Linked DNA regions of Homo sapiens: region 2 is linked to region 1. Evidence: read pairs that join two places in POLR2A ChIA-PET (ENCODE). Cell type or tissue: PC-9. All regions are shown on one strand.

The links. Peaks named below come from ENCODE experiments on the same cell type or tissue, not always from the same donor. Only the 100,000 strongest peaks of a DNase experiment are listed, where the experiment ranks them.
Region 2: POLR2A ChIA-PET joins it to region 1 with 9 read pairs; 4 of 35 experiments call an interaction of 5 or more read pairs at or near these places.

Annotation. Positions count from the first base shown.
Region 1 is chr2:241,382,141-241,387,140 of GRCh38, reverse strand. All of the region lies in intron 2 of FARP2 (FERM, ARH/RhoGEF and pleckstrin domain protein 2), which reads right to left. Among named protein-coding and RNA genes, the nearest start is that of FARP2, 28 kb to the right of the region's middle. RefSeq lists an enhancer at 233-527. In PC-9, no CTCF peak of the experiment used is centred here; no DNase peak of the experiment used is centred here.
Region 2 is chr2:241,545,126-241,550,125 of GRCh38, reverse strand. The region is part of intron 1 of BOK-AS1 (BOK antisense RNA 1); the gene reads left to right. It overlaps LOC105373974 (a long non-coding RNA gene), which reads left to right. Exons shown (of 3, transcript XR_924069.3): 2 at 68-195; 3 at 3,053-3,468. Among named protein-coding and RNA genes, the nearest start is that of BOK, 11 kb to the left of the region's middle. RefSeq lists an enhancer at 2,649-3,182. In PC-9, a CTCF peak has its summit at 220; DNase peaks (open chromatin) are centred at 255, 895 and 2,847; H3K4me3 peaks cover 657 bases.

The DNA.
Region 1 (5,000 bases):
CGAATAAAACAACGCAGACAAGGGGTTTTAGAAGAGCAACTAGAATGTGGCGAACGCTCAACATGAGCCATTAGGCTGTATATAAGAAACATATTTCAAACACATTAAATGATTCAGAAAGGCTGAAAATAAAAGAAGGACATGGGTATCCCAAGTATATTCCAAACAAACAAAAAAGCAAGGGGACCTTGGTTACATGGTTGAATATAAGGTTGAATTTAGGCCAAAAAGGTACAAGTGAGACAATAAAAGGACACTTATTAGAGGAAAAAGTGTTATTGAAACCATATCCCAAACAGTTAAAGAAACCAGTGACTAACAGAAAAGCTTGAACTTACAGGATGGCAGATAAGAAAAACAGCAGCTTGCTGAAACTCCCTCTGTTTGTAAGATAACAAATCTGGGTGAAATTGGTGGGAACCAAGGTGGCCAGCTGGAGCCTGCACAGAAGGAGCTTGCTAACAGCACAGCTGGAATCTCTACCACGTTCCATACTCCCCCTGAATCTGCACATGCAATGCACGAAGACGCGTGAAGAGACAGCTGCACATGCCCAGGGGGCTTTCCAAACCTCCCCTTTCCCTTTGACAATCGCTAACCAATCTTTAAACGCTTCCCCCAAAATCTCTCCCTTAAATATACTGTCTTAAGGACAGAATGGGGAGACAGATCTGAGCCGGCCTCCTGTCTCCTTGTTGGTTGACTGGCAATAAAGCTTTTCTTTTCTCAAAATCCACTGCTGAGCGGGGAGCAATGACTCGCGCCTGTAATCCCAGCTACTCAAGAGAATCAGGCCGGAGGATCACTTGGGGCCAGGTTCACTTGAGCTCAGGCTCAAGCTAGCCTGAGCAACAACAGCGGGACCCCATCTCTAAAATTAAAAAATATATATTTTTTAATTGGCTGGGTGTGGTGGGGCACTTGGAAGGCTGAGATGGGCAGATCACTTGAGCCTTGGAGTTCAAGGATGCAGTGAGCTATGATCATGCTACTGCACTCAAGCCTGGGTTACAGAGCAAGACCCCATCTCTAAAAAAATCAAATCAAAGCAAGCTGGTGCCATATGCACATCAGGCAGCCAGCCCCTTTGCTCAGTAACCTTGTATCCATTAAGATCTAACAGTTATGTATATCTTTGGACAAATAACCATAGTGTTGACATTCATAAAATAAAAATTACAGGAGGTAAAGAGAGAAATACATATAAGCACATTCACAATGGGAAGCTAATTCTTCTCAGTACTTATGTAATCAAAAGGACAGAAGTAGTGATATAGATGGGGTGTGTGTATATAAAAGTGCATAAGTAAGTGCAAAAAATGTCTAGAAGAGTTAAATGGATGATATGACGTAAATGTTGAAGACGTTAATTCTGGGTGTGGGCAAATAGGTAATTAAAATTTTTTTTTCTCTTTTTTTTTGAGACAAGGTCTGGCTCTGTCACCCAGGCTGGAGTGCAGTGGTGCAATCACGGCTCACTGCAACTTCCACCACTAGGGCTCAGGTGATCCTCCCACCTTAGCCTCCTGAGTAGCTGGGACTACAGGCGTGAGCCACCATGCCTGGCTAATTTTTGTATTTTTAGTAGAGACAGTTTCGCTATGTTGCCCAGAATTGTCTCGAGCTCCTGAGCTCAAATGATCCACTTGCCTTGGCCTCCAAAAGTGCCGGGATTATAGGTATGAGCCACTGTGCCCATCCTACTCATTTATATTGACTGAATTTTTTGTTGGATGTATAAATTTTATAATTTAAGAAATATATTAAAAAATTTTCTAAGGTAGAAAACATACAATATACAACAAAATACTATTATTTTATAAACTACTTGACTTGAATGATTTAAAAAGCAGCATCAATTTCTTTACTGAGGAAAATTAACAGCAATAAAAGAGTTTTAGTTTTTATAACTTACTTTCTAGCAACCATTTCCAAAACAAGTTTGCCCTCCTCTAGTGTTCTCAGTTTTCTCCAAATTTGATTCCTCTAAATAAGTAAAATTTGAAGATTCATTACGAAATCCTGTGTTTTACTAAGAGCTGATGAAAGACTCGCAAGATGGTTGTTTTTGCTTATGTTAAGCTAACAAGTCTAATTTTATATGATGTTAGGACTTATGTACAATTTACAATTTCATTTCTTAATACAATTAATATTCATAATTAAATTTAGGACATGTTTCTATTATTTTCTATGTTTTTAAGAAATTTACAATTGATGTAAATTAAAGCCAGAAGCAAACAATATAAAGCTGAATAACCTTGATTTAAGATGTTTACTTTAAAAGAGCTCACTGTGTATTTTTAGCATGTATGTTCCAACATTTTTCCTAGGATAGTAATGTCTAGAGCCTTTAAGCCATGTTTGAGTTGTCTTAATTGAAAATTGCTTTAATAAAAAAGAGGTTTTTCTTCTGCTACAAAGATCTGACTTTACCAGTTTCAAATATCAATACATGCAAAAAGCATATGGATGCATATTAGCAAGGACCAAACAAATCTAAAAAGTGTAATTATGAGAAAACATCATCAATATCTAAAACCAGAAGATTAAGAAGGAATGTATTTTTCATAATCAGGAATATTAGATTTATTTCAAAGAAATATATTTTAGATTGATCCATGAACTTATCAGTTGCATCTCCAGGATGCAACGGATTCTCATCACTAGCTTTTCAGAAGTTTATTAGTTCCAGGCAAGTGTTTAAGATTGTGGATCAAGGAGGAAAGAATATCTTTCTGACTTTCCTAGAAACCAGAAAAAGCCTTTAAGTAGGACTGGGATCCCCTCTACCACTGTGGCAAAAAGCTGCTGCTATATAAAGTGCAAAACTGTACATGTAAAGCATCATTCATGTGCATAGAACATTCCAGAGCATTCCAATAACAACAGTTGGAAGTGCCAACAGATACTTTTCATGTTTCTCTTTAATGACCAGTCTAAATTTCTCTAAGAATAAAAGTTCAGAAGTCGAAGACTGATGACAGTTTAGAAAAGCTGTCTTTGGGTGACTGCAATGTCACCCAAAGGCTTCCACTAGGTCATGGTGAATGCCAAGTGTCAGAATATCTCTGACACTTGGCATTCACCATGACCCAGCGGGATAACAGTGGTGGCTTCACAGAAGGGCAATGTTAGCACCTTCTGGAAGGTCACAGCAATGGCCGCCTTGCATCTGGTGCACTGAAAAGAGCTCACATTCCTTCAGGACATAGCAACAACGCTTCTTCCCACCAAGCCCAGTGCCTGAGAACCCTCTCCTCAGATGCCTAATGAGCCTCTTCGACTCCACATGGCCCCAAACCAAAGCAGCTCTTCCCATGGGCTCCCTAGTGCAGGACATGGGAGCTCAGGCCCAGTCCTTGCACCATGTTGGCTCCTGGGTTTCTGATCCTCCACATCAGCACCAGCAAATTCTGCAGGCTCCACCTTCAAAATCTCTCCAGGATGCAACTGGTTCTCACTACCTCCCTTGCTCCCTTCTGCCCAAGCCACATCCTGGGTCACCGCAAATGTCACCCAAAGGCTCCCCTCTTGTCCTGACCTGGTTCTGGACCAAGTCATCACGTCCTGGGTGGAGTTCCATTTCCCTCCATGTGAGCAGAAGCCCTCCTAGATGCCTCTCTGCTCCACTCCCACCACATGGTCTCTTGCTAATCCCCAAACGTGCCAGATGGGGGTCACCTAATGGCACCTGCATGTGCTGTTCCATCCACCTGAACACTGTTCTCAAGAACAGAGATCTGTGCCGGCCCCTCCCACCACAGGAACAGGGCTGTGGGAGTGTGGGATGTGGATCTCCATCTGAGCGCAGCTCCATGTCTCCTGCTCCCTCCGTGCTTTATTTCTCTCCTGGGCACTAAGCACTTCGCAGTATACCTTGTCCACTGTTGAGCTCCCCACTGCCGAACAAGCGCAAGGAGGCAGAGCTCCTGTCTGCTACGTTCACTTTGGCACTCCCAGCTCCGACGGCAGAGGGTGGTGCACACCGAGGCTCAGCAAATACCTGCCAAACACGTGCTGGCCTAAGGCTGTTGGGGTGAGCACAGCCCAAACCCACATCCCATCTGTGTGGCTTTCCGTAATTTTTCTATCCTTTCCTTCACCATAAGTAATCACTTTCTGCGAAGTCTCCAGCACTCCTCGATTCTTATTTCCTTTTTTATTTTACTTCCAACACAATGTATTCAGTATCTTCCCAACTCTTAAGTTATTTTTAAACTTCAAATATGATGTAGACCAAAAACACCAAAAACTGCACAAAACAAAAAATAAAACAGACAAGTCTGATGAAAATGTGAATAAAAATCCTAACTTTTGCCTATTAAACAGGAGATGTTACTAAAAATTGTAATATGAAATGTCCATAAAGGTGAGAGAAATGAACACCTGCATATACCACTGGTAGGGGCATGAGGTGCTTCTGCTGTTTCTGGAATACAATTTCACAACATGTATCAAAGACCTCAAAACTGTACATACACTTTGATGAAGAACCTCCACTTCTATACGTTTACCCCAAGGAGATAATAAAAAATGTGTATAAAGATTTTGTATAGACTGGGTGTGGTGGCTCACACCTGTAATCCTAGCACTTTGGGAGGCTAAGGCTGGTATACGGCTTGAGCCCAGGAGTTCAAGACTAGCCTAGGCAACATGGGGAAACCCCATCTCTCCAAAAAATGCAAAATTAGCCGGGCATGGTGGCACACATCTGTAGTCCCAGCTACTTGGGAGGCTGAGGTGTGAGGATCGCTTGAGCCCAGGAGGCGGAGGTTGGATTGCACCACCGCACTCCAGCCTGGGCAACAGAATGAGACCCTGCCTCAAAAAAAAAAAAAAAAAAAATAGATTTTGTACAGAGAAACTGAAAATAGAACACTATATAGCCATTAAAAACTTTTAAAAGACCATATAAAAAAAGTTCAGAATATAATGTTTAATTTTTGAAAAGACTACAAAAATGCACATAGTTCAGTCCCAATTTTGTTTAATATAGG
Region 2 (5,000 bases), 160 kb before region 1:
CCTCCCGAGTAGCTGGGATTACAGACGCCCGCCACTGCGCCCGGCTAATTTTTTGTATTTTTAGTAGAGACGGGGTTTCACCGTGTTGGCCAGGATGGTCTCCATCTCTTGACGTCGTGATCCACCCGCCTCGGCCTCCCAAAGTGCTGGGATTACAGGCGTGAGCCACCGCACCCGGCCGATATTACAAAATCTGTAAGTATTGCTGATCCGGCAGATGAATGGTGACACCAGGTGGCTGTACTGTGCACATCCCAGGCCACCTGTAAGGCCAAGCGTGTTTCATCCCCCTGTTGCTCATTGGACTCTTGGGATCTCTAGGTAGAGAATTTGCCCATTTCTCTGGGAATTTTTTTTTTGTTGGTTATAAATGCTACAGATATTTCTCACCAGACTTTCACTGCAAACTCTTTCTCTTCCTGTGCAGAGATTGCGCATTTTGTCAGAGTCAAATGTACCCATCCTCCGCAGCCTCGGCCTGAACGGGGCTTCCCCGCCCCGAGACCAGGCACTGCTCGCCCAGGCTCTGTCCTGACCTTCTCGGTGTTTTGTTGTTTTGGTGTTTCATGTTGGCCTCATTTTACTTTTATGTGGTATTTGGAAAGGACGTATATCAGGACTCAGGAACTGAAGTGTTTTTTTTGTTTTTATCTTTATTTTTTTTGAGACGGGATCTCTGCAACCCAGGCTGGAGTGCAGTGGCGCGATCTCAGCTCACTGCAATCTCTGCCTCCCAAGTTCAAGCAATTCTCCTGCCTCAGCCTCCAAGTAGCTGGATTACAGGTGTGCACCACCATACCCAGCTAATTTTTGTATTTTTAGTAGAGATGGGGTTTCACCATGTTGTCCAGGCTGGTCTCAAAATCCAGACCTCAGGTGATTCACCCACCTCAGCCTCCCAAAGTGCTGGGATTACAGGTGTGAGTCATTGTGCCCAGCCGGGAACTGAAGTGGTTTTTATTTTTATTTTGTTTCTGTATTTATTTTAGAGACAGGGTCTTGCTCTATCACCGTGGCTAAAGTGCATTGGTGCCATCACAGGTCGCTGCAGCCTCAAGCTCCTGGGCTCAAGCAATCCTCTTGCCTCAGTCTCCCGAGTAGCTGGGACTACAGGCATGAGCCACCACACCCAGCTTGAAGTGGTTTTCAGAACCATTTTTGTGAATGTGAGAAAGCATTTACCTTTTTTTCTTCCCCAGATTGGCTTGGCTGTGGGTCCAAGGTGTCATCTCTTATCTCTCTGAGGATTGTCATGTTAGGGACCTTTTTGGTAGGTGGCATTTTCACTGCTCCTTGCTGTGCCTCAGTTTCCCCCAGGTACTCCTCTGTGTGCTTTGGTCCTTCCTTTTTGGGGGGAAGGCCTGCCTTTCCATAGGAGGAGCAAGACTAGCAACTCCTTGTGGGGTGTCCAGGTAGAGCCTGGGGGCTGGCCTGCTTCTTTCTCGGGGACCCCAAAAGGAGGTCTTTTCCCCAGGCAGTTCAGCATCTCCCAGGAAGGCCCCTGAGGTCTCCTGCTTGGGGTTGGGGGTCCCTGTCTAGCCAATGGCAGCCTGAGCCGAGTGCAGGAAGGGTTCCAGGGGCCACAAGTCAGGAGGCAGCCCCTCCTCCACCTTCTCCCCAGACCTTAGCCATCCCGTGTCCCTCAGCTGTAACCCCTTAGATCCAGTTTCTCCAGAGAAGACCTTGTTTTGTCAGCTTTGGAAGGGCCATCGGGCCTGGCTGTGGGAGGCAGGGAAGGGGTGTGGGTCCCCCATAGCAACCTGGGCTCCCAGCCCCAGCCCCGCCATTCATCCATGCTGTGGTCACAGTGCTCGTCATCCACGCCTGTGGGAGGAGGACAGTGTCCTGCAGGTGGGCCTGGGGCTGGGCCTCCTGATGTGCCTCAGCCAGTGCGGCATGGGCAGGTGATGACAATCCCTCCCAGCAGACGTTTGAGGAGCTGTGCCCCTTTCCGGCACAGGACGGCTCTGTCTCAGGGAGGGCTGCTGGCTTCTGGGGTAAAGTGGGAGGAGGATGGGGTGTGAGACAGCAGCAGAGCATCTGGGATAGGCGTGTGCCTGCGTGAGGAAGCAGCCTGGGCTGCCGGAGCCACTGGGATTCCAGGGCTGTTTGTTACCACAGCAGAGCTCCACCGAGGCTGACAGCTACACCTGCTAAGTCAGTCACCCTCCTCAGCTTTGGGCTAAAATGTGGGGGACATCAAAATCTCTCATCTTGCCAAGTGCGGTGGCTCACACCTGTAATCCCAACACTTTGGGAGGCCGATGTGGGTGGACCACTTGAGGTCAGGAGTTCGAGGCCAGCCTGGGCAACGTGGTGAAATCCCATCTCTACTAAAAATACAAAAATTAGCTGGGCATGGTGGCACACACCTGTCATCCCAGCTACTCAGGAGGCTTAGGCAGGAGAATCACTTGAACCCAGGAGGCAAAGGTTTGCCCGGCCTGGGCAACAGAGAGAGACTCGATCTCCCACCAAAAAAAAAAAAAAAAAATCTCTCATCTACTGTTGTCTCCTCCCCAGCTTTTTTTCTTTTTCTTGTGGGCTTTTCTCCTTTAGAGGGAAGTTTTTAAAATTCCTTTCCTGTTATTGTAGGAGGGTTTGGGAGGGAGAGAGGGCTAAGGAGACACAGATAACAGGGATCGTGGCTGCCCTGCGCTCTTTGGTTTACGATCAGCGCCTGTGGACTCCAGTGCATGCTTTGCTGGCCTCTGCCTGCTGTGTGGCTTCATTCCAGGGCCTTTTGTTTTCTCGTGGACAGTGTTGTCCCGTCATTCCTTCCCTTAAGCAGGCTTGTGGGGGCAAACTCCCTGAGTCCGGGTGGGTTTGCAAATGCCTGGAATTCCTCTCATGCTTGAAAGATGATGACTGCGGATAGATTTGAAGCTGTCACCCATTGGTCTTTATACTCCAGTTGTACGTGTCAATCTGATTTGTGTTCCTTCTTTACCTCATAGCCTTCCTCTCCCCCTCCTCCTCCTCCCTCCCTCCCGCATTAGTTTCCTGACACGAACCTGGCGGCTTAGGACAACACACACTTACTCTCTCACAGTTCCTGAGGCTGGAAGTCCAGAAGTCGGGGTGCTGGCAGGACGTGCTCTTCTGAAGCCTCCAGGGCAGGGCCAGCCGCATGCCCGTCTCCTCGCTTGGGCACCTGCCAGCGGTCCCCGGCGGTCCCCGGCTCATTGCTGCATGGCTCCAACGTCCGCCTCTCCCACCATGTGGCCTCCTCCTGGTGTCTCTGTGTCCAAATCTCCCGCTCTGTCTAAGGATAACAGTCACTGGTCATGGGACCCATCCTAATCCAGGGTGACCTCGTATTAACCTCATCACATCTGCAAAGACTATTTCCAAGTCAAGCCACACTCCCAGCTGCTGGGGGCGGGACTTGAACATATTTTTTGTGGGGACACAATTCCCCTCTCAGGTTTTAAGATTTGTCTTTATCATTAAAGTTTTCAAAACTAACTATCATGTGTCAGGTCAACATTTTGTTTTCCCCTTTTCACCTGAAAACTTACATTTCTCTTCAATTTGGGGAAATTTTTCCTGTGTGTGTCTGTGTCTGTGTCTGTGTGTGTCTATGTGGTGTGTCTGTGTTTTCTGTGTGGGTATGTGTGGTATGTGTGTTTTCTGTGTACGTGTGGTGTGCGTGTGTAGGTGGGTGGTCTCTGGTATTTGTGTATGTCTGGGTTTTCTGTGTATGTGTGGTATGTGTCTGTGTGTGTGCTTGTGTATCTGTGTGTGTGTTCATCTGTGTGTACGTGTGGTGTGTATCTCTGTGTGTGTGCTTGTGTATCTGTGTGTGTTCATCCGTTTGTGTGGTATGTGTCTCTGTGTGTGTGTATGCTTGTGTATCTCTGTTCATCTGTATGTGTGGTGTTTGCTTGTGTATCTGTATGTGTGTGTTCATCTGTATGTGTGGTATGTGTCTCTCTGTGTGTGTGCTTGTGTATCTGTGTCTTTCTGTGTGATGCATGTGTCTGTGTGTTCATCTGTGTGTACGTGTGGTGTGTATGTGGGGGGGGTTGTGTGGTATGTATGTGTGTATATGGGTGGTGTGTGAGTATGCATCTGTGTGGTGTGTGCATCTGTGTGTGTGGTATGTGTGTGTGTGCATCTGTGGGTCTGTGGGGGTGTGTGTCTGGTGTGTGTGTGTGTATGGGTGGTGTGTGAGTAGGCATCTGTGCGCATCTGTGTGTGTGGTATGTGTGTGTGATGTGTGTATCTGTGGTGTGTGTGTGCATCTGTGGGTCTGTGGTATGTGGGGAGGGTGTCTGTGGTATGTGTGTATGTGTAGGGTGTGAGTGTGCATCTGTGTGCATCTGTATGTGTGTGGTATGTATGTGTCTGTGCGATTGTCTGTGGTGTGTGTGTGCATCTGTGTGTCTGCGGTGTGTATGTGTGTGGTGTGTGTGTGGTGTGTGAGTGTGCATCTGTGTGCGCCTGTGTGTCCGTGTGTGGGTGGTGCCTCCTCTCTGCCCTCCTCCCTCTCTGTCCTCCTTCTGGAAAGCCTGCTGGATGGCTACGACGACGACTTGTGGATCTCACCTCCGTGTTTCTCAGCTTTTCCTTGACAATTTATTTCTAGGTCCACAATCTGCGGAGTCGCCTTCCTGGGCTCAGTCTTCATCCTGTCAATGTTTTCATCTTCATCCATTTTGCTACTCAGTCCCTTCACGGTGGCGTTTTATTTGAATTCATGTTTGTACTGTTCCTTTTCTTTCTCCAGCTGATCCCTCTCTGCACACACAGCATTCTCCTGGCTCTCGCCGAGATGTCTACACACATTCCGGAGTCTCCTAATTGCTTTCTCAGTTATGTTTCCCAGGGGCGGGAGTGGGGTGACTCCTTCCCTCGGTTGCGCTGCCGTTTCCTTTCTGTCTTGGCTGTCTTCCATGCTTGGTGTGGTAGCTGAATAACGGCCCCCAAAGATGTCCTGGTCCTGATCCCTGGCACCTGTGAATATGGGACCAAAAGGGACACTGATGATATGAGTA